Linked DNA regions of Mus musculus: regions 1 and 3 are each linked to region 2. The links are chromatin loops, found by intact Hi-C in ENCODE. Cell type or tissue: heart. All regions are shown on one strand. Links, peaks and the distances in the headings refer to the core of each region. The heading gives the core; the rest is flanking DNA.

Region 1 (7,728 bases), core at 1,501-6,500, 55 kb before region 2:
GTCCCTGCAAACACTACTTTCTTATATGTCTAGAAAGTGAAATCTACCAGGACAGCGCTCTCTCTCTCTCTCTCTCTCTCTCTCTCTCTCTCTCTCTCTCTCTCCTTTCTTTCCTTTCTCTTTCTTTTTTTTTTTTCCTTTCCCATCTGATATCCCCTAGATTTGGGAAATTACTACCAGTCTTCATTTGAGGATTTTTTTTTCCCCAGTCGAATAGCAAACTCCAAAGTTAATTGCCAGAGATTATTTGCTTCCTTAGAATTAACCTTCTCTCCTTGAACCCCATTAAAGAGGCAGGAGGTCTGCCCCAGTGGGGAGGATGGGGACAGGGTGGGGTGGAGTGGGAGTACACGGTGGGACAGGTCTGGGATGGGGGACAGAGATGGTTTTCCTTAGGATATGTCAGCCTCGCTCCTCCTCCTCAAACTTCCCGTACCGCCCACTCTATCTCTCAAACATTGGGCGATGCAGGTGTGCATGGCCAGGTGTGCCCCCCTCTGTTTTTTGAAGGAGGTAGTAGCTTTGGAGATATGGTACCTCTCCCTTGTAACTAAGACTAGCAACACCACATCAAGGGAGGAAACTGGAGGGAGAAAATTATCTACCACAGACTGTATGTAGATCTCGTAAGTCAAGGACTCTCATTGTACAAATCGATCTGGTCCTGACTTATCTTAGTCATGGGCAGAAAAATGTCCAAAAAAAAAAAAAAGCCAAACCCCTGGAATCTGGGCCTGTGACTTCATTGCATTTTTTTAAAATTTATTTTGTGTGCGTATGTGCGTGGGCATGCTGGAGCCATAATGGGCATGTCGAGGTCAGAGGTCAACCTGTGTGTGGGTTGTGGGAGGGGCGGTAAGTTCTCTCCCTCTACCAGGTGGGTTCCAGGCATCAAACCCAGGTCACCAGGCGTGTCCGCAAGCACCTTTATCCACTGAGCCCTGAAACATTAGAGTTTAACCGGGAAAGGGGGCCCTTGCAGGTATAACAAAGTTAAAGATCTTTGCGATTAGATAGATCACTGATTAGTGTAGCGTCTTAATTCAATGACCCATGTCCTTGTCAGAGATCAGAAGGACGAGAGACACACAAGAGGAGAAGACCTGATGACAGAGGTGAAGGTTAGACCCCTTGCAGCCATGGGAAGGACAGAACCCATCGAGTAAGGCAGAAAGGCGTTCCTGGAGCCTTTGGGAGATGAATGGCTGAATCAGTAGATGAATCAGGATGCTCTCTTCTTATCTCTTGCTCCCGCGGGCAGGTGCTGGCAGTGTGTGTTTGCTGACACCTTTGTTGCAGTCTTCTGCGCTCAGAAACAGTAGCAGGATACCTTGTGTTGTTGTAAGGTGTCCTGCTGGCATTGATTTGTTTGCAGCAGCCCAGGAAGCTAATTCACCCTTGACCTAGCCACCAGAGAATGTAACAACCTGCCTGCCCGCTGAGCCAGGGGAGTTCTGAGGATAGGGTTGGTTCCTTAACATTGCCCTTGGGGCTTTTTGGGTTAGACATCATTAAGGCCTTCTGCTCCCAAAGCTGGGAGAGCCTGGATAAGTGGTTCTCTCTCTCTGAGCCTTGGCTCCTCTATGTGTAAGAGCAAAGACAGCCCATGACCTCCCAGGTCCCTCCCCACCTCCCCCACCTCCACTCCCATCCCACATGGGAGTTAGCGGAATGCTTCTGAGACCATCTGCCATCCCTGGAATGCAGAGTTGCTTAAGATTCTGTCCAGTCCCCCCTTCCTGGCTGCCCATCGTGGCAAGTTGCTGCGAGTGGTTAGGGCTGTTTATGGGGATCTGAGAAGCTAAATGCCCAGCGTGGGTTGAACTGTGGCTGTGGCTTTTTAGAACTGACTTTTTCTCGATAAAGCAAAGGCCCAGAGGGTGATTAGGTGGCTCCGCAGATATAGCACTTGCCCCACAAGCAAAAGGACCCAAGTTCAATCCCCAGCATCCACGGAAAGAAAGCTGGGCATTGCTGTAATCCCAGCACTGAGAAGGCCAGACAGAATGATCTCTGAGACTTCCTGGTCATCCATCAGAGAGCTCCTGGTTCAGTGAGGAGAGAGGCAGTTTCCAAAACTATGGCAGAACTGAATGCTAGTGCGTGCCTTTGATCCCAGATTCCAGCACTCAGGAGGCAGAGAGAGGCAGATGGACCCAGGCCAGCCAGATTTACATAGTGAGATCCTATGTAACCCTGTTACTACATAGCCTTACATATATATCTACAGAGTATTACCCTGTGTTATCCACATACACACACACACTAGTGCACACACACGCAAACACGTATGATGACGGCGCACATTAATAATAATAAAGCAAAGGCCTGGATCATATCTCTCTCTCTCTCTCCTCTCTCTCTTTCTCCCCTTAGGTGCCTTCAGAAACAACCAACTGCTGTGCAAATCTGTCTCATTGTTCCTCCCGAAGCTGTTGGCGACAGAAAGCCTTAAAAGTCAGCCTGAGCTTGCATGAAGCCACCTAGAAGTACTGATTTCCAAGCCAGCAGTGAGGACCTTGTGGTGGTTCCTTCTTCCTGGGTGTCTTTGCTCAGAACATTGCCTCAATGACCCTTTCACTAACCTCCCCCTCCCCATAGAAGGGGCATGTCTCTTCCACTCAGTTAAAAGTCCACGCCCCCCCCCCCCCCCAATGAGCCCAGGTCATATTTCAAACGCCTTGACAAACCGCTCGGTACCAGGAGCCAGTAGAAGGGGGGCCTTTAACACCGTATTTATTTTGACTGGTTAAACAGGCTATGGCTGTAAAGGAAACAGCTCTCAGAAAAGGAGACCGCCTGGCCGACTCGGGGCTCACTCTTTCTACCCACACACACACTGTTTAAAGCATTCCAGAAAGCCTGCCAACTTTCCTGGCACGGCTCTTATTTCTTTACATGCATGTTGCATTCCATCTGGTTAATGCGCCATTCTTGGATTCTGGCGAGGGCCTAGCAAGGTGGCATGGTGTGCTCAGGCTTGTTCTATGCAAAGCAGGGTACCAGCCAGAGGGAGCTTTGGCGGGATGGGGGGAGTTCTACCTTCCTTAGGCACAGGGGTGCCTGGAGTCCCAAAGACAAGAGGGCAACTGCCTACCCAGCTCTCTCCAGATGTGGCTGAAGCCCTTCCTTTGTTTTTTTGTTTTGTTTTGTTTTTTGTTTGTTTGTTTGTTTGTTTTTCTTTTAGTGGTGTTAGGGATCAAAGCCAGGACTCTGCACATAACACTATACACTACAGTGCTCTATATACATTGAGCCCTGCCCCCAGCCGAATTTCAGGTTCAGTAAAGTCACAAGTGAGCCATCCCTTGCACTTCACTCTACCCAGAGAGTTTAGGGAGATGCAGCTGCTCTGCCTCCTCTGGTACACAGCCAAGAATATACAAGGAGGGTGCGTGAGGCTAATGTTAGGAAGCCACATTACTGTTTACAAATGTGAGTTTGGTCCAGAGGCATCCCAAGGACCGGGATGCGAACACCTAGGTCTGATGGTTTCAGACACTTAAGAGAAAGGTTCGTCTCTGTATTCATTTAGTTCTCCAGAACCACTGAGGACGTGCTGTGATTTGGATCCAACACCATAATGCATGTGGAAGACAGGAAAGCCAGGTTTTAGATACTCTCAGAACATCTGGCGAATTCAGCTTTTAAAAGGGGGCAGGGGGAGCGAGGGGAGAGAAGACAGACCCCTTCGGAAGCCGTTGTCAGGTACTGGGTATCCAAAAAACATTCTCCGGGTTGACTCAAGTGTTCTCGCCTCCCTCCTCCCCAGTGGAATAGGAATAGAACCCATGAGACTGGTGAGTTAGGAATTCAGAGGAGAAAATTGGCTCTTGGCACCGCGAGCAAAAACATGGAGGTCTCTGCCTGGACGACGCGTCAAACGCACGTCTCTCAGAGTCCCGCCTGCGGTGCGAATAGAATGCTCCTGTTCTGAAGTGGAATTACTCACCTGGATCCGGCGCGAGTGACACGGCACCGAGAGGTTTAAAAAAAAAAAAAAAATCCCGGTTCCTAATGAGAAACAGCCGCGTGCGGAATAAAATTAGTGTGAGTTGTGTAATCCCAGCTGGCCAGTTGCGAGAACAGGGAGGAGGCAGGAGGCGAGGGAACAGGCTCTGGAGCCCATCCTGACCCTCTGGGTTGGAATTTCTGAGTCTCTTTGCCTTGAGTCAGAATAGGAAACCGAACCCTGACCGCGCGCTTCTTTTTATAGAATCGAACTTTCTTGCCAGCTTCCTCCGGAGCGCGAGATCGTCCCTCTTCGTCTCTAAACAATACGCCAATCATCAGATGTGAGGAGAGGGAGGAGGGGCGTAGTGTTCTGGGAGCATCAGACAGAACCCAGGCCCAGGGCCCAAGACAAACACCGAGCCCCAAGTTTGGCTTCCGTACCAGACCTGGTAAATACAACATGTTTTTACAGGTTGAGAAATTGTCTGGCTCGTCTCTGAAATTTTCTCTCTTTCTCCCACTTCTTCTGACTTGGATCTCAGCGTTCTGTCAGCGTTCTGCCTCGGTGTTGGCCAAGTTCACGTTTGCCAGTTGCCGAGTGGATAATAGATGGTTTGTAAGATTCGTAATCTGTTGGGGAGACGGAAACTCAGACAGCCAGGCAGTCGTTGCCTGTGTGATAAAAATGACTCTCATGAGTTTTTACTTGGCCCGGCTGGCCAGGCTTGTACTGAAGGACAGTGGGAACCAAATGACTTAATGCCCAGTCAATCACTGCCTCAGCCACTCTGACCGGGCAGCCCACCGGACACGCCCCCCCCCCCCGCGCGCCCCCCATAATCAGTTTAGAGTCAATTCTTGCTTGTAAGGGAGGCTGGAGTCTGCTGGCCCAAAGTGTGAAGTCGCTGGTTTAAAATAAAAGGAAAAAAAAAGAGAAAGAATTCTCATTAAAAATGGATTTTTGTTGTTAAGTGTTTTGAGGCCAGGAACAGCGAAGTTGGAGGAGATCCGTTGCCAGAAGCTAACAGCTTTTCCAACTTTGGGTTCCCAGTTCCACTCTGGCTTCTCATAATTGGGTCTCAACGGTGCCAGGACATGTCATAAACTACCAAATTTGTACAACAATATATTGACACAAGTGACTCTGTGTAGCCTGAACTTAAAGGTAGTGGGGGTGGGGTTATGGACTGTCCCTACTGGCATGGCTCCCTAGGGTCACCTGGGATAATTACCATTCCTGGAGTGGTGACCACTGTCAGTCAGACCAGTTTGCTGACCTGCTTGGATCTCACAGAGTTAAATTGCTAAGAAAGCCATCTTGCCTTCTAGACCTGCTTCCCTGTGGTCTCCCCTACCAGCTTACCTCAGAAGAGGGCTAAAGGGTCAACTCTAGCAGGAACATTCCAGCAGAACAATCCAGCTGGCACCAGAGCCCCATCCTGGGGGTGGGGGCTTCTCACCTCCAGTTATTTCTCCCTCACAGGGGTCAGGGGAAATCTTCTATGAGTTCTCCAGCAGAGAAGGGGTCCCTCCTGCTAAAGATTGAATGTGTGTGTGTGTATCCATGTGTGTATATTTTGGTTGGTATATGTCTCTCGGTGTGTGTCTCTTTCTAGGTGTATTTATTTGTGTGTGTCTATTGTGTGTGTCTCTGTATATATGTGTGTCTCTATGTGTGTACTGTGTATTTCTATGTGTGTCTGTGTATGTGTCTGTTTATGTATGCGCATGTGTATCTTTATGTATTTCTCCCTCTGCATGTGTGTCTCTGTGTGTATATCTGTGTATATGTATATTGTGTGTATATCTGTGTATGTGTGTCTCTATGTGTTCAGTGTGTGCATGTGTGTACTGTGTATATATCTCTGTGTATGTGTCTTTCTGTATGTATTTCTGTGTGTATATTGTGTGTATATCTGTGTGTCTTTGTGTAAGTGTCTCTGTATACAGTGTATGCATGTGTATACTGTATATATATATCTGTGTATGTGTATGTGCATGTATATGCATGTGTATGTCTCTCTGTATGTATGTATCTGTGTGTGTCTGTGTGTATATTTATGTGTGTATATTGTGTGGTGTGTGTGTGTGTGTGTGTGTGTGTGTGTGTGTACTTCCCCTGCCATTCCTCAGGTGCCATCTATCTTGTTTGGAGATCAGATCTCTCACTGGCTTTGAACTTGCCTAAAAAGCCAGACTGTGCAGCTGGTGAGCCCCAGGAATCTCCCTGATTCCACCTCCCGAGTACCATGGTTACAAGGGTACCCACCACTCCTGGCTTTTTATGTGGTTGCTGAGTATTGAACTCTGGTCCTTATGCTTGCCCTGTGAGCAGTTTACCTCCTGGGTTACCACCTCTAGCCTGCCTCTGAGCCTTTGTTTATTCTGTTCCCTCTGGAGAAACCTTCTTCTGTGCTACTTCCTGTGACTCACTAAGAGCTCAGTTTCCAGGCTGATGTTTCATGGAAGCCTTCCCTGACCCCCACCCCCACCCCACCCCACCCCAGGGGGACTGGATTCCATGTCAGCATTTATCAAAGTTGTCACTTAAAACTTCTGTTTCCTATCAGGTGAGACAGGCACTTTCTCACACTGCATAATGCATGCATGGGTCCTGTGGGGCTCATGTTCAAAATTTCAGGTTCAGATTCAGCAGGTCTGGGATGGAGCCTGGGGCTCTATTTCTAACCACCTCATAGATGCTGCAGATACCAATGGGTAAGTCCCATAGCAATGGCTGCACTCTCTCCATTGGAGTTGTACAGAAGGAGAAAGCCCAGCAGGGAAAAGAGAAAAATTGAGTCACTGTCTTTTCAGCTTTCCTGGGGACACTGCTGCCTCTAAAGAAGCCTCAGTGGGGAGGCCTTGGGGTGGGGGACAAGGCTATTTACTGAACCTTTAGACCTTGGGGTTGCCCAGTTCACTTGGTGGCAGATTGTTCTGTGAAAGTGATGTTATCCAAGTTTCTGTGATTAGAGCAGCCCAGGTCCCTCAGTTGCAACACCCACAAAATGTCTCCAGGCCTTGTCCAAATCCCCTGGGGTGCAGCCTCACACCCTGTTGAGAGTTCCTGCCCTAGAGCATTAGAATGCCTACTCCCAGAGGAGTTACAGGGTTAAGGATTTAGGAGGCCATGGAGGTATCTATAGCCAGGGTTGGGGCTGTCACTCAGTGAGCAGAGCACTTATTTAGCATGCAGGGGACTCTGGGTTCTACTCCCAGCACTGAATAAAAATGGGCGTGATGCAAGCCTAGCACTTGGGAGGTGGAGGCAAGAGGATCAGGAGTTCAAGGACAGGCTTGGCTACATAATGAGTTCAGGGCTAGCCTGGGTTGCATTAGAGGCTGTTTTGTTTTTAAAAACACATTGCTGCTGACCGGTTGTCTGCCCAGTGTATCCCTGTATATAAGGCGGAGCCACAGAATGTTTGTTGATTGAGCGAGTGAGTAGGAAAAACTAAGAATTACGTTTGGCTGATGAGTAAGTCAAATTCTGCCATCCCCCCTCCCCGACCCCCAATCCTTGCATAGCCCCATCCTCTGGCTCACTCTGCTCCACTCCCCCACAAACCCAGCAACACTTAGTGGGCCGGTTGTTCATAAGGCGTCTTTTTTTTTTTTTTTCTTTTAAATGCAGCATTTTCTAGAGCAAGTATCCCTTTGGGGGGGGGGAATAAAAGCGACTTTCACTTGAGATTTTTTTTTTTTCTTAAATGTCTCTAATGACTAAAACATCTTACAATATCCAGAGGATTACACTTGTTTAAAGAAAGA
Region 2 (7,728 bases), core at 1,677-6,676:
GCACAGTCGATCTCTACACATGAAAGTCACCATCATTTATTGAATTGATGCCCTACTGTGTACCAGGCATCTGGAAGTTCCCTCCATGTCCTCTCAGTCAGCCAAAAAATGCAGGTGATAGATGGGTTCTTCCTGGATGAGCACCGGGAAGCCTGAGAGCGGAAGCAGAGTTTGAACCCAGGTCTCAATCCAAACTACGGATGTTTAACATCTGTACACAGTCAGCCGCAGACGTGTCCCTCCTCCTAATCTGGTCCCCATGTCCCCACAGGGTATCCAATCTGAGAGAGCAAGGAAGCATAGTTAATGGTTAAAAATAAATAGAGAGAGAGACTTAAACTGAAACTCATTTGCATGGTGTTTTTGTTTGTTTGAAGGTCTGGGATGTAGGGCCTTGAGTACACTAGACAAGTTCTGAAATACACCTCTACCCTTTGTAAGTTATATCTCAAGCTGAGTGTGGTGGTGCATGCCTTTAATCTCAACCCCTGGGAGTCAGAGGCAGGAGGATCTTGGTGAGTTTGAAGCTAGCTTGGTCTACAGAAAGTTGCAGCAAAGCCAGGGCTACACGGAGAGACCCTGTCTCAAAACAAACAAACAAACAAACAAACAAACAAACAAAATAAAACTCTGTGTGTGTGTGTGTGTGTGTGTGTGTGTGTGTGTGTAAGTACGTACCCACACATCCAATGGTAACAATATTCCAAATGTCTCACTTGCTGCAATGGGCTCCATTGGACTTGGGAGGAGAAATTGCAGCCTGGCCCTGTGTAGCTCTTCCATGTTTGGTGACTGTATCAGCAGCTGGATCCTAGCAATTAGGGAAGTAGTTACACTGTGGAAATTCACACTTGGTCCTCTTCAGATTTCCTTTGTTTCCTTTGGAGGACCAGGCCTTAAACATTTTAGCACAATATTGGCTACAGTTTTGATAGTAAGCCCTGGACTCCTCTGCCCATTTCTTTTGGTTGTTGTTGTTGTTTTTGGCAGAACTCAGAGCTTTGTGGGTACCAGGCAAGCACCCTAACCATTGAGCCACACACCCCAGCCCTTGGAGGCCCCTCTTCACAGACTCAGCAATTGAGACTCAGGAATGTTAAGTGATTTGCCCCGGGGGGTCAATGACTGGGAAGTTGGGATGGAGGAACAGGAATATGATTCTAGTTCTCACCATTCTCGCTGCGCTAATAGATGCTCTTGCCTATGGAAGAAGAAAAGTAAAATAAAAATAAATAAAAGACAGGAGCCCGTTCCTTCCCAAACAGTGTGTATCCCAATGCTGCCTGGGTCTGGTGGTTAGAAGCAGGAAGTGATGGGGTCCACAGCCAGGCAGAAGGTCCCTGAATCAGAGGGAAGAGTGCTGAACTCGCAGGCTCGGAGGGATGGAGAGTGGGACAGCGAGATGACAAGTTCAAGTTTAAAACCAACCAGAGATCTCATTCCGAGCACTTGAGCATCCAAGTGCTGGAAAGCAGCCGGCCAATTAAAAGCAATTTCATCTCTAGCACCTCTTTGAGAGTTATTTAAATAAGACTTAAAAATTAATCTCCCATTTATCCCCAGAATAAAACAACATGCCTTCGTCCTTCCCCTTCAACTGAACGACTCAATTCAAAATGACAAGGTGTACTGTGAAATTAACCTTATTAATCCCAGACCCGAGTGCCAGCTCTTCCTTTCCTGCACATGCCTGCCTCAATCCCTCACCTCTCAGCTACACCAGGATTTTTAATGTCGATTCAAAGTCCTTCTTGTGACAGAGGAGGCGCCTCAGCAAATATCAGAAGAAGCTGAGACTCACTACTTTGTAAATATCATTTGTAGGGTGTTTGGGAGGGCAGAGAACATGACCTAGGTGCCCTAGAGAGCTGCGCCCCCCTCTGCTTGGAAATTGTCTCATCCTGATGGGGAGTCCAAGGTTGCAAGACAGTCAGAGAGGAAAAACACACACACGTGCATACGCATGCACACACACACACACAGACACAAGCACAGGAACACACATGTTTGCACCTGCATGCATGCATGAACACACATGGAGGGAAACACATACACACAAGCACACGTGTACACACACACACATATGGAGGGGCTGGAGATTAAGCACTGAGTGAGTGTGATCAGCTGTAGTTGACACAGCCTCTGGAGGTTGACATAGGAGATTCCCCAGAGCAAGCTGACTAGGGAGACTAGCCACACGGGGAAGTTCTAGGCTTGACGGACAGACCCTGCCTCAATGAATAAGGTAGAACACTCACGTACCCACACCCATGAGAACACATACAATGTGTGTGTGTGTGTGTGTGTCTAAGATGTACCCACAACACACCCTCACAAAAATGGAGTGAGGAAGAGGAAGGGTTATCCAAGAACTTTTATTCAAACAATGATTTGAAGCCATTTTGATAAGCCAGACCTCAAAGTGCATACCTGTCAGTCCCTGCTACTGAGGAGACCTCAAGTTCCACACCTGCCTGGGAAATAGAATAAGACACTGTCCCAAAGTTTAAAAAGGTCTGGAGGGAGGGCTCCGTGGTTAAGAGCTGGCTGCCTTTACAGAGGATCTGAGCTTAGTCTCCAGCACCCACGTGGTGGCTCATGATTGCCAGTATCTCCAGTTCTAGTGGATCGGACATCGTCCCCCAAGCCAGACACACAAACGCTGCACTGACATACACGTGTGGGAAAAGCAACCATGCACATACAATTCCTTTTAAAAGTATTTAAATCTTGACTTTTTTTTTAACTAAAGGGGGGGGGTGTTGAGTGATGGGTGCGACTCACCATTATAGTACTTGCTGGGGACATATGTGGCCCTAAATTCAGTCTCTGTGAAAAAGGAAAATGTGTGCACTTTCCACATCCAGAGATGCCCGTGATGTTCGATGCTGATGAGAACTTACTGTGGGTTATCATCTATCTAGACTTAAGTGTTCAGAAGGAAATGCCAGTGCTCAGGGATGTGGGGATCTACGAGAAGGAATATGGCTCCGGCAACCTTTCCTAAAACACCAAGACACAATCATACACTATTTTACAAAGTCAATTTCACTGAAGATAATTTACCCCCACCCCCTGCTACGACCTCCACCCAGGTCTCTGAGACTCCCAAAGCCCATGTTATTTTGTTTTTGTTATTTTTTTTCCCCCAGTCAGGGTTTGTCTGTATAGCCCTGACTGTTGGGGGAACTCAGTCTGTAGAGCAGGCCGGCCCTGAGCTCAGAGATCCGCCTGCCTCTGCCTCCCATGTGCTAGGATTAAAGGCGAACAACACCAGGCCAGGTTGCAAAGCCCATGCTCTTAAGGGCAACGTTGAGACCTATTGCCTTCTACAGATAATAAGGAGCTAGAAAACGCTTGAGCGCGAGAGTGGGCCTGTTGGAATATCGTCACTTCAGAGGTCAGAAAGTTGCCTTTCCTGTCTCACATCAATTTCTTTTATGCTGGGTTCACTGCCTCTGGTCCGGTTTCTAGGAGACAGGCAGAACTGCTCATAAAACCCCAAGCCCGAGGAGTCGGTAATTAAGTCCATCTCAGCTGGCTCCTCCCAGCCCTTTCTTCTTAAGGACCTGTTGGCTCTGGCTTTGATCTCTGCTGTTCTGCCCTGAAGCTCCCCAGCCGCTGGAGTGTGGGAATAGCCAAGGTCTGGCACCCGTGGGACAAGAGCACCGGATGGAAGAGAGGGGCGCGGGAGCCTCAGCCTGGCCCTGCCACACTTTGTGTGTCCGGAGGGGGAGCTTCCGACATCCAGACCACCTACCTCTGAGGAGTTGGAACTGGAGGTGGGGGAGCGGGAGGGAGGGAGAGAGGGAGAGAGGGAGAGACAGAGACAGAGACGGACAGAGAGAGAGACACACACACAGAGGGAAAGCAGTGGGAGATAGACATAAAGTGGCAGAGAGAGAGAGAGAGAGAGAGAGAGAGAGAGAGAGAGAGAGAGAGAGAGAGAGAGAGCTCATATGCTGCTTCCTTCTTGTTGAGTCAGTCAGTCCAGCCCCTCCCTGCCCTGTGGTCTCTCCCGTTCTCTCTCAGTTCCGAGGCTGCAACGCGAGCCAAATGACTCACTGACGTGGGAAAGTTAATTTATTTTGGCAGACATTCCCCTAGCTCTGAGAAATGGAGACTGCACACCTATTGCCTCAGAAGGCAGAAATTAGGGTGGTGATTCATTCATTCCCCCTCCATTCATTCTCGGAGTCCCCGATTATTCCCACCCCATTAAAATTCCGCCTATTGTTTTCTCTCTGGGGGAGGAGACCGAAGGAGGCTTAGCCAGGCACTCTGTGAAAGTACTCAATGACAGTACCCCACAGCTAATGTGACAGAGCAGTCAAGGGCTGTGTGTCTGCCCGGCAATAGAGTCCCAGCCTGAAGCGCCCTCCAGGAGGTCGAGGTGACCCGGCCATGTCAGTACAACTGCTACTAAATAGCAGTGGGAAAGAAAGCCCAGCAGCCTGCGCTGCAGATGCAACCGGTTGAGCAAGAGCTCAGGGCAGGTGCGGGCTATCTATCTATCTATCTATCTATCTATCTATCTATCTATCTATCTATCTATCTATCTATCATCTAACTATTGTCTATCTGTCTATCAATCTATCATCTATTATCTAACTATCATCTATCTAATCTATCACATGTCTAGCTACAATCTTTTTATCATCTATTATCTATCTCTATTATCTGTCTGTTATCTGTCATCTCTCTCTTTTTTCTAATCTACCTCTATCACTCTCTATGATGTATAGCTCTAGCTTTGCCTGGAGCTCACTATGTAGCCCAGGTTGGCCTTAAGTGTGCAGCAATTCTCACACCTCAGTCTTCCCACTGCTAGGATAACAGCCTCAATACTCCAGACATGTGAAAGACTGAAGCAGGAGAATCACAAGTTCAAGGCCTGTCAGGGCAACTTAGTGAAGTCCTGCCTCAAAATGAAAAAGGTATGTCTGCCGGGTGGTGGTGGTGCAAGCCTTTAATCCCAGCACTTGGGAGGCAGAGGCAGGCAGATTTCTGAGTTGGAGGCCAGCCTGGTCTACAAAGTGAGTTTCAGGACAGCCAGGGCTACACAGAGAAACCCTGTCTCGAAAAAAAACAAACAAACAAAAAAACAAAAAAAACAAAAAAAAAAAAGAAAGAAAGAAAAAAGTTTCTTCTTCTTCTCCCCGCTCCCCCCCCACCAAGGGCTGATGTAGTGCTTGCTTAGCTTAGTGATACTCGGTTTCTATTCTCAGCACACCGTATACACCCACCCACCCTTCCCAGCCTCACAAGGGCCCTTCTATTGTTTATAGCCTAGGCTAACAGTATAGCTTATAGCCTAGGCTAACAGTATAGCTTATAGCCTAGGCTAGCACTGTATAGTGGCTGTTGATGACCTTGAACTTCTGATTTGCCTCCACGGTGTGCAGCACCAGCTTACGTTTATGTGGTGCTGGAGACAGAATCCCGGGCTTTGTGTATGCTAACTAGGCAAGGGCTATACCAACTGGGCGGCAAAGATGTTCTGTTATTTTAATTACAATTTTTTCATTTATTGGGGGACAATATGAGTATCAGAGTGCCCGTGTAGAGGTCAGAGGACAACCTGTGGGAGTTCATTCTCTCCTGCCATTGTGTAGTCTAGGAACAGAACTCAAGTCATTAGGCTTGGCTGCAAGCCCCTTTGCTTGCTGAGCCATCTTCCTGACCCTTTCTTACATACATATTCTCTACCAGTGTCAAGGGCATTGGTTTTTGGTTGAGACATGGTTTCTCTGTGTAGCCCTGGCTGCCCTAGAACATACTCTGTAGACCAGGCTGGCCTCAAACTCACGGAGATCCACCTGACTCTACCTTCTGAATGCTGGTATTAAAGCTGTGTGCCCCCAATGACATGCCAAGGCATGTTATAGCTGGGTACACCTAGTCCCAGACAGCAGATCCCATGACCTTGCTGTGTGTTCACCAAACACCAGAGCTTCATTCTGTGATACAAACAGACCCCCCTGCCCGTTTACCCACTACATCCCTACTGAATTCTGACTAATATAGTCAGTGGTTCTGATTATAGTATAGTCAGTGGTTCTCAACCTTCCTAATGCTGAGGCCTGATGATATGTCCACCCCCAATCATGAAATTATCCTATTGCTACCCCATAACTGTAATTCTGCCACTATCATGAATCATAATGTAAACATCTGATATGCCATTCCCAATGAGGTTGTGACCCATAGGCCAAGAACTGCTGCTGTAGGGTGCAAACTACATCTCCCGGGATCCTTTGCTGCCAAGGGAGATTCTGAGGATGGAGGCATCAGTTTTTACTGGGATGCTCTTATTATGGTCTGTATCTGAAATACCTGCAAAGACTACATGCAGACACTTAGCAATGTGCTTAGTGGAAGCGTTGTGGGGTGGTAAACACTTTGAGAGGTGTCGGGGGAATCAAGTCATTAAAGGGGGCATACCCTTGGAGAGTGTACTTGGGCCCTTCTCCCCCTCCTCTCGCTGCTTCTCCACCTCTGTGGTGCGAGTAGCTTCATCCAACATGCTGTTCAGTTCACCCGTGCTGTTCTTCCGCATGCCAGACCCAAGGGCAACAGGCCAGAAATGACAAGCCATAGAAACCATTTTTTTTCTTTTAAGTTATCTGCCTCTGGTATTTTATCACAGCGATGGAAAGCTGATCAGCCCAGGAAGCCAATGTAAAGAGTTATGTTCATAGCTGTCAGCATCCCTTCATGAACACGGTTGCTTTAAGATGGGTTCTTTGGGGCTGGAGAGATGGCTCAGTGGTTAAGAGCACTGACTGCCCTTCCAAAGGTCCTGAGTTCAATTCCCAGCAACCACATGGTGGCTCACAACCATCTGTAATGGGATTGATGGCCTCTTCTGGTGTGTCTGAAGACAGCTACAGTGTACTTACATAGATTAAATAAATAAATAAATAAATAAATAAATAAATAAATAAATAAAAGATGGGTTCTTTGGTGTAGTGAGATTTGGTCTAAGAGCTCACCCTGTGGGAACTCAAACTTCCTAAAGGAGACATCCTAGGTTCCACATGGGGCTTAGCCCGTGCTAGACCTTCAGTGGGTATTCATTAGAATGACTGGGAGACTTTCCCATCCCAGCAGACACAGGTCCACAGCAGAGCTTTCTGGAAGGATAGAGAGGAGGACCCAGGCATGGAGTTAGCGCCATCTTTACAAAGATCATGAGCACCTTTCATCTTCCTCTCTGCTTCTCCCCTTTCCTTCCCTTCCTCTTTCTTCCTCAACCCCCTGCACACATCAATGCAAGAAGAACAACCCCAGTAGCAATGCCAAGAGCTATAGCTACACAAATATCAGAGTTTGCTCTCTCCTGTACTGATGGGGAAGAGACCCACACAGTGGACTTGAAGGTGAAGCTTTCCATCCAGATGTTTACAGACAATCAACAACTAAGGATTTGCTCAAATGCTAAATTTCCTCTTAGCCAAAGCCCGGAAATACCTTTTTAAACCCTGAGCAAACAAGGGAGAGACAACTCCATCTTCCCTGCAAAGGAGCCCTCAGAGCCCATGAAGGGTTTGGCTGTTCCAGGAAGCAAGCTGGCTGCAAATTACAGGCTTTGGGGAGGTCTCCCCCTTTGCTGGCATAGTGCACAGAAGTGACTCTTGATTGCAGCACAGCCATAGGTCCCAGGTCTAACTTTAGGCTACAGATAGATACAAAAGTCATATCCAGGTCCACTCAGTGACTGCTGGC
Region 3 (7,728 bases), core at 1,038-6,037, 130 kb after region 2:
TTTTCACTGAGGGTCTCAATTAAGCCACACCTTTTCGCTCATTAGTTTCCTTCTAGGAAATTTCCCTAAAGAAATAATCAAGGAAGTAATTAAATGTTTAGGTATAAGGAAATTGATTGCAATGCTATTTACACAAAAAAGGTAGTGACCCTTCTGTGTTTGATAATTTTATAATCAAGATAAAAATCCATCAACTTATCCCTCCATCCTTCCATCTCTCCATCTATCTACCACTTGTCCATTTGTCCACTCATATATCTTCTATCCATCAATTCATCCATTCATTCACCCAACTATCCATCCATCCATCCATCCATCCATCCATCCATCCATCCACTCATTTACCACCCATCCATATTTACACATGCATCCATACATCCAGCACTTATTCATCCATTCACTCATCCATCCATTCAATGAATATAAATGGTGTCATTAGAAAAAAAATATGGTTGTTTTTGTTAAGAAAAAGGAAGAAGCAAAAAGGTAGACATGGTGGTGAGTGCCTTTAATTTTAGCACTCAGAAGTCAGAGCCAGGAGGATCTCTGTGAGTTAAGGGCCATCTATCTACATGGCTAATTCCAAGTCAGAGAAAAGACATAAAGAAACCCCACCTAAATGGGGTGTTTGAAGTTCTAATGATAGCTGCAGAAGAAGGTGCTTTGCCTGAGCTGATGGGGAAGAAGCCAGGAGATATGTCCCTGGTTCTTAGACCATAGCAGAATAGTAAGAGGGTAGGTGGGGGCCCTCAGGGCTACCTGAATTCACAGGACCTTGAGCCTAAGAACCAAGATATCTCTGGAGAGCAGGATTGCTCTGCCAGTACTGTGTACGATTTGAAGCATTTCCTACAGACCCCAAACTCCTGGCTTCTTGCATGTGCGCATGCACACATCTGTGCGCTTACATAAGGAGGCCAAAGAACAATTTCAGGTGTTACCCCCTTAAGTGACATCCACTTTTTGCAAGACTGTCGCTCCCTGGCTTGTACCAAGTAGGTTAGGTTAAACTACTTCAGCGTGTCCCTGAGATCCAGCTGTCTCCTCTCCGCTAGCGCTAGACTTATGAGTGTGCCCCACCACCGCAGGCTTTTTTTTTTTTTTAAACATGGGCTCTTGGGGCTTGAACTCAAGTCCTAGTGTTTGTAACTGACTGAGCCATCTCCGCAGATCCTGGCTTTCCACAAATCTATCAACATCTTCCAAGAAGCTGGAGCTGAGCCAGAGCCTCTGTCACTCCCAGACACCTCCCTTTTCATGTGTCTGACCTTCCAGACTCTCATGGTTTGAATATGCTTGGGCCAGGAAGCAGCACTATTAGAAGGTATGACCCTGTTAGAATGGGTGTGGCCTTGTGAAGTGGGTGTGCCCTGTTGGAGGAGGCGTGGCCTTGTTGGAGTGGGTTTGGCCTTGTTGGAGTAGGTGTGTCATAGAGGGCATGGGCTTTAAGATCCTCATCCTTCCTGCCTAGAAGCCAGTCTTCTCCTAGCAACCTTCAGACAAAGATGTAGAACTCTTAGCTCCTCCTGCACCATGCCTGCGTGGATGCTACCATGCCCCTGCCTTGATGATAATGGACTGAACCTCTGAACCTGTAAGCCAGCCCCAATTAAATGTTGTCCTTATAAGACTTGCCTTGGTCATGGTGTCTGTTCACAACAGTAAAACACTCCCTAAGACACAGACCTTTGAATCAGTAGTTCCTTGTGTCCACCACATACTGCTCTTGGGCAAATGAGGAAACTGAGGCCTGGAAACTGAGGTCATGCAGCTGAGTTGTGGCCCCTACAGTCCCTACAACCTCTATCCCAGCTAGGAGCCCAATTTATAGCTGCTTCCTTCTTTATGTGGTGCCAACTAAACTTCTGGCTTGGCTCTCCTGGTGAGAAAACATGATTCTCTATATTTGTAAGGCTGGTGGGCAACAGACACATATCCACATGAGGTAAAGGTGTGTTTCCACAAATCTTGGTGCTCTGAGTCACCAAGCTGGCCTTTACTTTAGACTTATTTTCGTGTTTGCCTGCATGTATGGTGTGTGCACATGTGTGCAGTGCCCACAGAGGGCAGAAGAGGGTGACAGTTCCCTAAAATTGAAGCCGTATATTGTTGTAAGGTGTCATGTGGGTGTGGGATCTGAATTCGGGTCCTCTGGAAGACTAGAGAGTGCTCTTAATCTCTGAGATATCACACACACACACACACACACACACACACACACACACACACTGCCATGACTTTTTTTTAAGCTAGTATCTTATTATGTAGACCAAGCTGGCCTTGAACTCACCATCCTCTTCCTCAGCTTCCCATGTGCTAGGATTACAAGTGTCTGCCACTAGGCCCAGCCAAGCTACCCTGCATGTATATCCAGCCACTGCTGGCATAAGGCATGGTAACCCTACAGTCCATGTTTGCTTATAGAGGCAGAGCACTGCAGCTCAGGTGCCTAGCATGGAAGGAGCCCGGGATTTGTTGTTGGCACCGGGATGGGTGGTATACATCTGTTCCCAAAGAGGAACCAAGCAGGCAAGCAAACAGACAAACAAAAACTAACCGTGGTGTCGCACACCTTTAATCTCAGCACTGCAGTTTAGAGGCGGAGGCAGGAGGATCTCTGAGTGCCAGACCAGACAGGGCTACATAGTTTTCTCAAAAGGAAACAAAAAACAAAAACGAAAAACAACAAAACCCTTCAAAATAATAATTTAAATGCATGAATGCATAAATTGGCACTTTGTCAAGGTCAAATGGGCACTAAGCACTTCGCTGTCTAGCAGAAGCTCTGGGCTTCTTCACCAGTGTGTACAACAGACACTAAGCCACTGTCTCTAGGTAACAGGGACTTTCTACTCTGTCATCTTGCAGGACACTGTCATATATGCCTGTATTAGATGAGCAAAGGTGTTTTTGTGTAAGTTACCTTCCCTTCAATGCTTCCAGCCCTGTGGTGGCCTATGTGGACAACCTGTTGGCTCTCAACAACAGAAGATAGACTTGCTTACCTCCTCCGGAGGTACCCAAGACCCTGCTATAAGTAATCTGTGAGCATCACTCCTGGCGTGGCAGGGTTTACCGTTCACCAGTTATCTACACAGGAAACTGACATTCACAGACATTAAATGCCCATCGCAGGTCACATGGCTCAACGACAACTTGATTTACAGCCCCCACCCCTAGCCCCCACCCTGTCTGGCTGCCCCGGAGCCTATGATGAAGTGATTCCAATAGCGGAAAGTCATGTCACCTCTGTGCCCCAAATAACCAGGCCTGGGCTTGAGACCAAGCATCTCCCTCCGCAGCCACAGTGACCGCAGCAGCTCCCTCAGACGGCCACCTTCACCTCTTTTATTTTATTGTTTTCCCTCGTTTTATTGCCTTGGCACAAGGCCGACGGCAGAGGGTAGGCAGAGATCAGAGTCCGCCTCTCCTCTGGAAATGACTTCGGAGTTCAGCCCGCCCTCCTCCCAGTGTTTGGAACCTAACGTTCTGGAAAGTGGATCGCAGGACGGATCGCTGCCGCCACCGCCGCCGCTGCTGCTGCTGCTGCCGCCGGCGGCTTCCGCCACCGGATCTCACTTAAGGGCACAAAAGCTGGGAAATTTCAGAGCCAGTCTGGCCCAGAGGGTGGAGAAGAGGACCTGAGCTCTTGAGCCAGCCTTCAAAAGAGTCTCCCTGGCTGCAGGGAATACGGAGACCACCCGCCGGCCAGCCTGCTCCACTGCAAACAGGAAACCCCAGAGTTTATAGATGACCCCGTTACAAGGCAAATGTTTTGGAACAAATTGTTCATTTAAGTCCTTGTTTTCCACTAGCTTCTCATACTGGATTCCCCCCCCCTCCCCTTTTCCTCCAGCCCACTGTCCTTGTTAAACCAGGGCCGTGGCGCCACCTGCTGCCCATCCTGTGATGACAGTAGCGTCTCCAGTGGGATTCCGGGGCCCTGGGTCCCTCTCCCCACCTCTCAGATGGATGGGACGATAGTCCCCCTCATCCTGGCCCCCGGATTTGTGGTTAAGATCATGAGCCAAGTCGCTGGAGAAGTGCTCTGTGGCTAGGTGACCTGAGACTCCCTGTCCCCATTATTCATCCTCAGGGACAGCAGGGCTCCCACGTGCAGAAAAGACAAACCAGATGGTATCACCAGGCAAAGCCCGGGCTTGGTTTCCCCGCAGGCAGCCACACCAGCATCAGCTAACCACGTGACTCCGCGGCCTCCATTTCTTTCGGATTCCACAGTAGCCCCTAAGGCAGGTGGGATGGAAGGTCGCGCGTGGGCCTGGCGGGCAGTACACGCTCTTTCTGCATGTCCACTTGCCCAGTCTAGACCTCGTGGAAGTGATATATTTATCGCCACAGAATGAACAGGAGCCCCAAGTGTCTGGAGATGTACGTCAGCTGATAGAGCACTTACCCAACATGCATGAAGTCCTGGGTTCGATTCCCGAATGTCATATAAACAGGGCATAGCGGAAACATACCTATCTTCCTAGCACTGGGAGGTAGAGGCAGGAGGATCAGAAGTTCAACTTTACATAGCTTGATGTCAGTCTGGTCTCAAAGAAGGAAGATACAAAGAATAGAAGCCACAAGAGTTCTGGGCCTGCAGCCTGACATCAGCTCCCCCCCCCCCCCGCCCCTCCCGCTCCCCAAACCTCGGGCAAATTGTCTTCCCCCCCCCCCAAGCCTCAGTTTCCCACGGTGTGTAAAGAGGCAGTAATAGTCACTAGATCTCAAGAGGTTGAACCGCGGGGCTTAGAGACAATCTGTGCTTGTCATTCTTCCTGAAGGGGAAAGAGCAATTAGCAAATGGTTTGAGGAGGGGCCAGTGAAGGAGCAAGTTCACATCCAGGAGTGGGTTAGTGAGAATTCAGTCACCAACTGGGCCTTCTCTGCCTCACCCAGATACTTTGTTTTACTCCTTGTGGAGGAGCTCTGACTGGCACCTCGGTTTATCTATCTGTCCGATGGGCACAGCGTCTGTCCATTCGACCTGCTTCTTAGAAACGTAACAGGAATCTATCCAGTGATTTATATGAAACTGTTTAGGGATTTTTTTTTTTAAAGAATAAAAGAAAGGAAGATGGAAGGGCAGGAGAGAGGAAGGGAGGAAATATTTTTCTTCATTTAGGGTATCTCCATGTTCCTGATTGCTTTGCTGTCATGCTCCAGAGGAACTGAGGACTACCTGAGACAAGCTGGATTCCTCTTGACACAAACTAGGAATCATAGCCCACACCAGCATCAGTACCAGGGACATCTGACAACGCAAAGGCTGAAGCAGTTAAACTCTTTGCTCCCAGTGAAAGTTCCGAGCGCATCCATGACATAGGTCCCCGAGCTAATGCGGGGGACATAAGAGAGTGCAAAGAGGAGGTCAAGTTATTGAGGAAGGGGTCATTACAGGAGAGAAGAGGGCCAAATGGTATCAGGACACTGCTCTAGGCCCAACTCAGAAACTGTGGGGAGGAGTTTGTCTTGGTCCTGGGAGTCCTGGGGAGCCACAGAGGACTGGTAATCAAAGGAGGAGCCTACCCAGAAAAAGAATCCAGACAGCAGCTCGAGGGGTAGAGCTTAACGAGGGCCACAGGGCAATTTAGGGTGACCCAGTACATCTGTTGGTCCTAGATCACATGCTTTCTTGGATCATGGGATCTTCAGGTTTCAACTCCCAAGGTCCTGGAGTAGGATAACCGTTGAGAATGTCACCCTTTTAGAATTATGCCACACAGGTATTCTGGCTAGTGTCCTCTCTTCTATCTCCCCCTCCCCCTTTATCTGCTCTTAAAAATAATCCGTCTTTCACCTCATTCCGTGCCACTTGGGTCTTGTTCTCTGATAGACAGGATAACAGATTACCAAACCAGGGCTGGGTCGCATGCTAGCCTCTTTGTGGTAATATTTGTGCAGCTGAATACAGTGTTTTAATCGGATGGAGTTATTCTAAAGATAAAAATTCTAGCCCCATCCAAGATGAGAGAATTTTTGGGGAGGGTGCAGGTTAGAGGCACAACTATTCGCTCTCAGCATCTCTCCATCTTACCCTGTACAGAAGAGTCTCTGTCTTCCTGGCTCTCAGCTCGCCCACCCCACCCCAACCACACAAGCCTGCAGGATCCTGCTCTGTTTAAATATTCTGTAAATAATGCTGACTGCGGAACTTTGAAGACCGACTTTGCAGAAGCCCCACCTTAGAATTGCAGAATGTCAGAGCAGAGGCAGATGTTTCCCTTGCCTAGCCAGGGTCAGAAAAATACAAGGAACCAGGGCTGCCCCTTTCTCTGCTATGGGGCCACAGCAGACATTACTAATCAATCACCGCACTGTCTCTCTGAGCTGCTTTAGAGCCTTAGAATCCTTCCAGGTGGCCCAAGCAGGAGCCGCCAGTGCTTGAATCTAGAAATCACTGCTATGCTAACGTTTTATTGAGTACATTTGCTATGTTCCTTCATCCATGTTTCTTTTTGTTGTTTTAACTACAGTGGTCAGGCATTCAGTACCATTCAGGCTAGACCATCCTTGTTGGAAGGCAACTGTCTTGGGCATTGTTGAGCAGCACCCTGGGTTTGTATGGACTAGATACCACTGTGAGCCTTTCCCTAAAAATTGTGACAAGCCTGCGACACCTCTGGCTACTTGCCAAGTGTCCGCTGGGTGGGGAGAAGATGGGAGCAAGTTTGCTCCCACTTTGTGACGTCTACCTTTTTTGTAGAGGAGAATTCTCAAGGGTTTGTTTTTAATTATAGCTAACGAAGGTGAGGTAGAGGAGAACAGAGATGAGTTAGGATGCGCACAGCCCTTTCCCTCCTACATCTGGGAAACCCCTTGTCTGTGGCGGCAAAATTGGAGTGTAGAACAGTGACCCCCAAGAATTTAAAAAAATCCGAAGTAAACTGCCCCTACCCTTGTCTTGGGTGCCCAGAGGTGAGACACACACACACACACACACACACAGACACACACACACACACCTGGCTCTTTCCCAGTCTGGAAATGGCTGAGCATGGACCCAGCCCCAGGGACCCCTGGCTCTAGCCAGTGGCACAAAGGCTGTTAGAGGCAGGGGCGGTACCACCACTAATAATCCACCCCATCTCCCCAGCGCTGACAAGCTTCTCCCCACCGGATCGGAGGCCTGTGAAAACCTGGCTTCGCCTCCGGAGATTTGGGGGTTGAAATCCTGACAGTTTAGACATACAGCCCCTGGGCAATGTCTCCTTTCGGGGGGGTGGGGGCGGCTTATGTCTGTGCCAAGAATTTCTAACAAAGGAGGAAGAGATTAATTAATTTTAAAAACCCATAAAAATGGCTCACGAATCCAACTCGTACGAAACTGTCCATTTTTTCTCCTTGGTAGCGATCAAAACGTCCAGAGTTCCTACACACATATTTTACAGACGCTTCATAAATCCTCCCGCGGCGAGGTTTCCTATAAGTAAGGTCCCCGGGGACATCATTGCGGCTTCTTCTCATGTACTCAAGAGAAAATTGGACGGAACACTTAGGGAAGGCGGCAGAGGGGCGGGGCGGGGGCAGCCGGGACCGAGCTCTGTTGCCAAGGACTGGAATCGGTTTTTCTTGGAAATCTCTGGAATTTCCAAGCGGTCTTTGGCTTCAAGTGCACAAATAATCTCTCTGTGCCGTCTTCTTATTCTTTTCCTTGTACCCAACCGTAAAGGTACATTTTGGGGTGCGGGGGGAGGGGCGGTGCGACGGGGCATTAAATCT

The links. Hi-C counts contacts between places; a loop is a spot of excess contacts. Peaks named below come from ENCODE experiments on the same cell type or tissue, not always from the same donor. Only the 100,000 strongest peaks of a DNase experiment are listed, where the experiment ranks them.
Region 1: it touches region 2 in a loop (2.1-fold over the local background); 6 of 42 quality-filtered maps call a loop at or near these places.
Region 3: it touches region 2 in a loop (2.0-fold over the local background); 3 of 42 quality-filtered maps call a loop at or near these places.

Annotation. Positions count from the first base shown.
Region 1 is chr5:118,510,648-118,518,375 of GRCm38, reverse strand. No RefSeq gene overlaps it. Among named protein-coding and RNA genes, the nearest start is that of Gm46921, 22 kb to the right of the region's middle. In heart, for the core only: no CTCF peak of the experiment used is centred there; DNase peaks (open chromatin) are centred at 3,375, 4,205 and 5,185; H3K4me3 peaks cover 1,854 bases; H3K27ac peaks cover 2,934 bases; H3K27me3 peaks cover 796 bases.
Region 2 is chr5:118,455,520-118,463,247 of GRCm38, reverse strand. Gm30746 (a long non-coding RNA gene) reads right to left here and starts at 1,199. Exons shown (of 3, transcript XR_387646.2): 1 at 1,172-1,199; 2 at 679-811; 3 at 164-281. In heart, for the core only: no CTCF peak of the experiment used is centred there; DNase peaks (open chromatin) are centred at 3,607 and 4,067; H3K4me3 peaks cover 1,215 bases; H3K27ac peaks cover 1,367 bases.
Region 3 is chr5:118,327,904-118,335,631 of GRCm38, reverse strand. No RefSeq gene overlaps it. Among named protein-coding and RNA genes, the nearest start is that of Gm46942, 28 kb to the left of the region's middle. In heart, for the core only: CTCF peaks have their summits at 3,701 and 3,923 (motif pointing left); DNase peaks (open chromatin) are centred at 3,541 and 3,741; H3K4me3 peaks cover 1,276 bases; H3K27ac peaks cover 1,345 bases; H3K27me3 peaks cover 1,230 bases.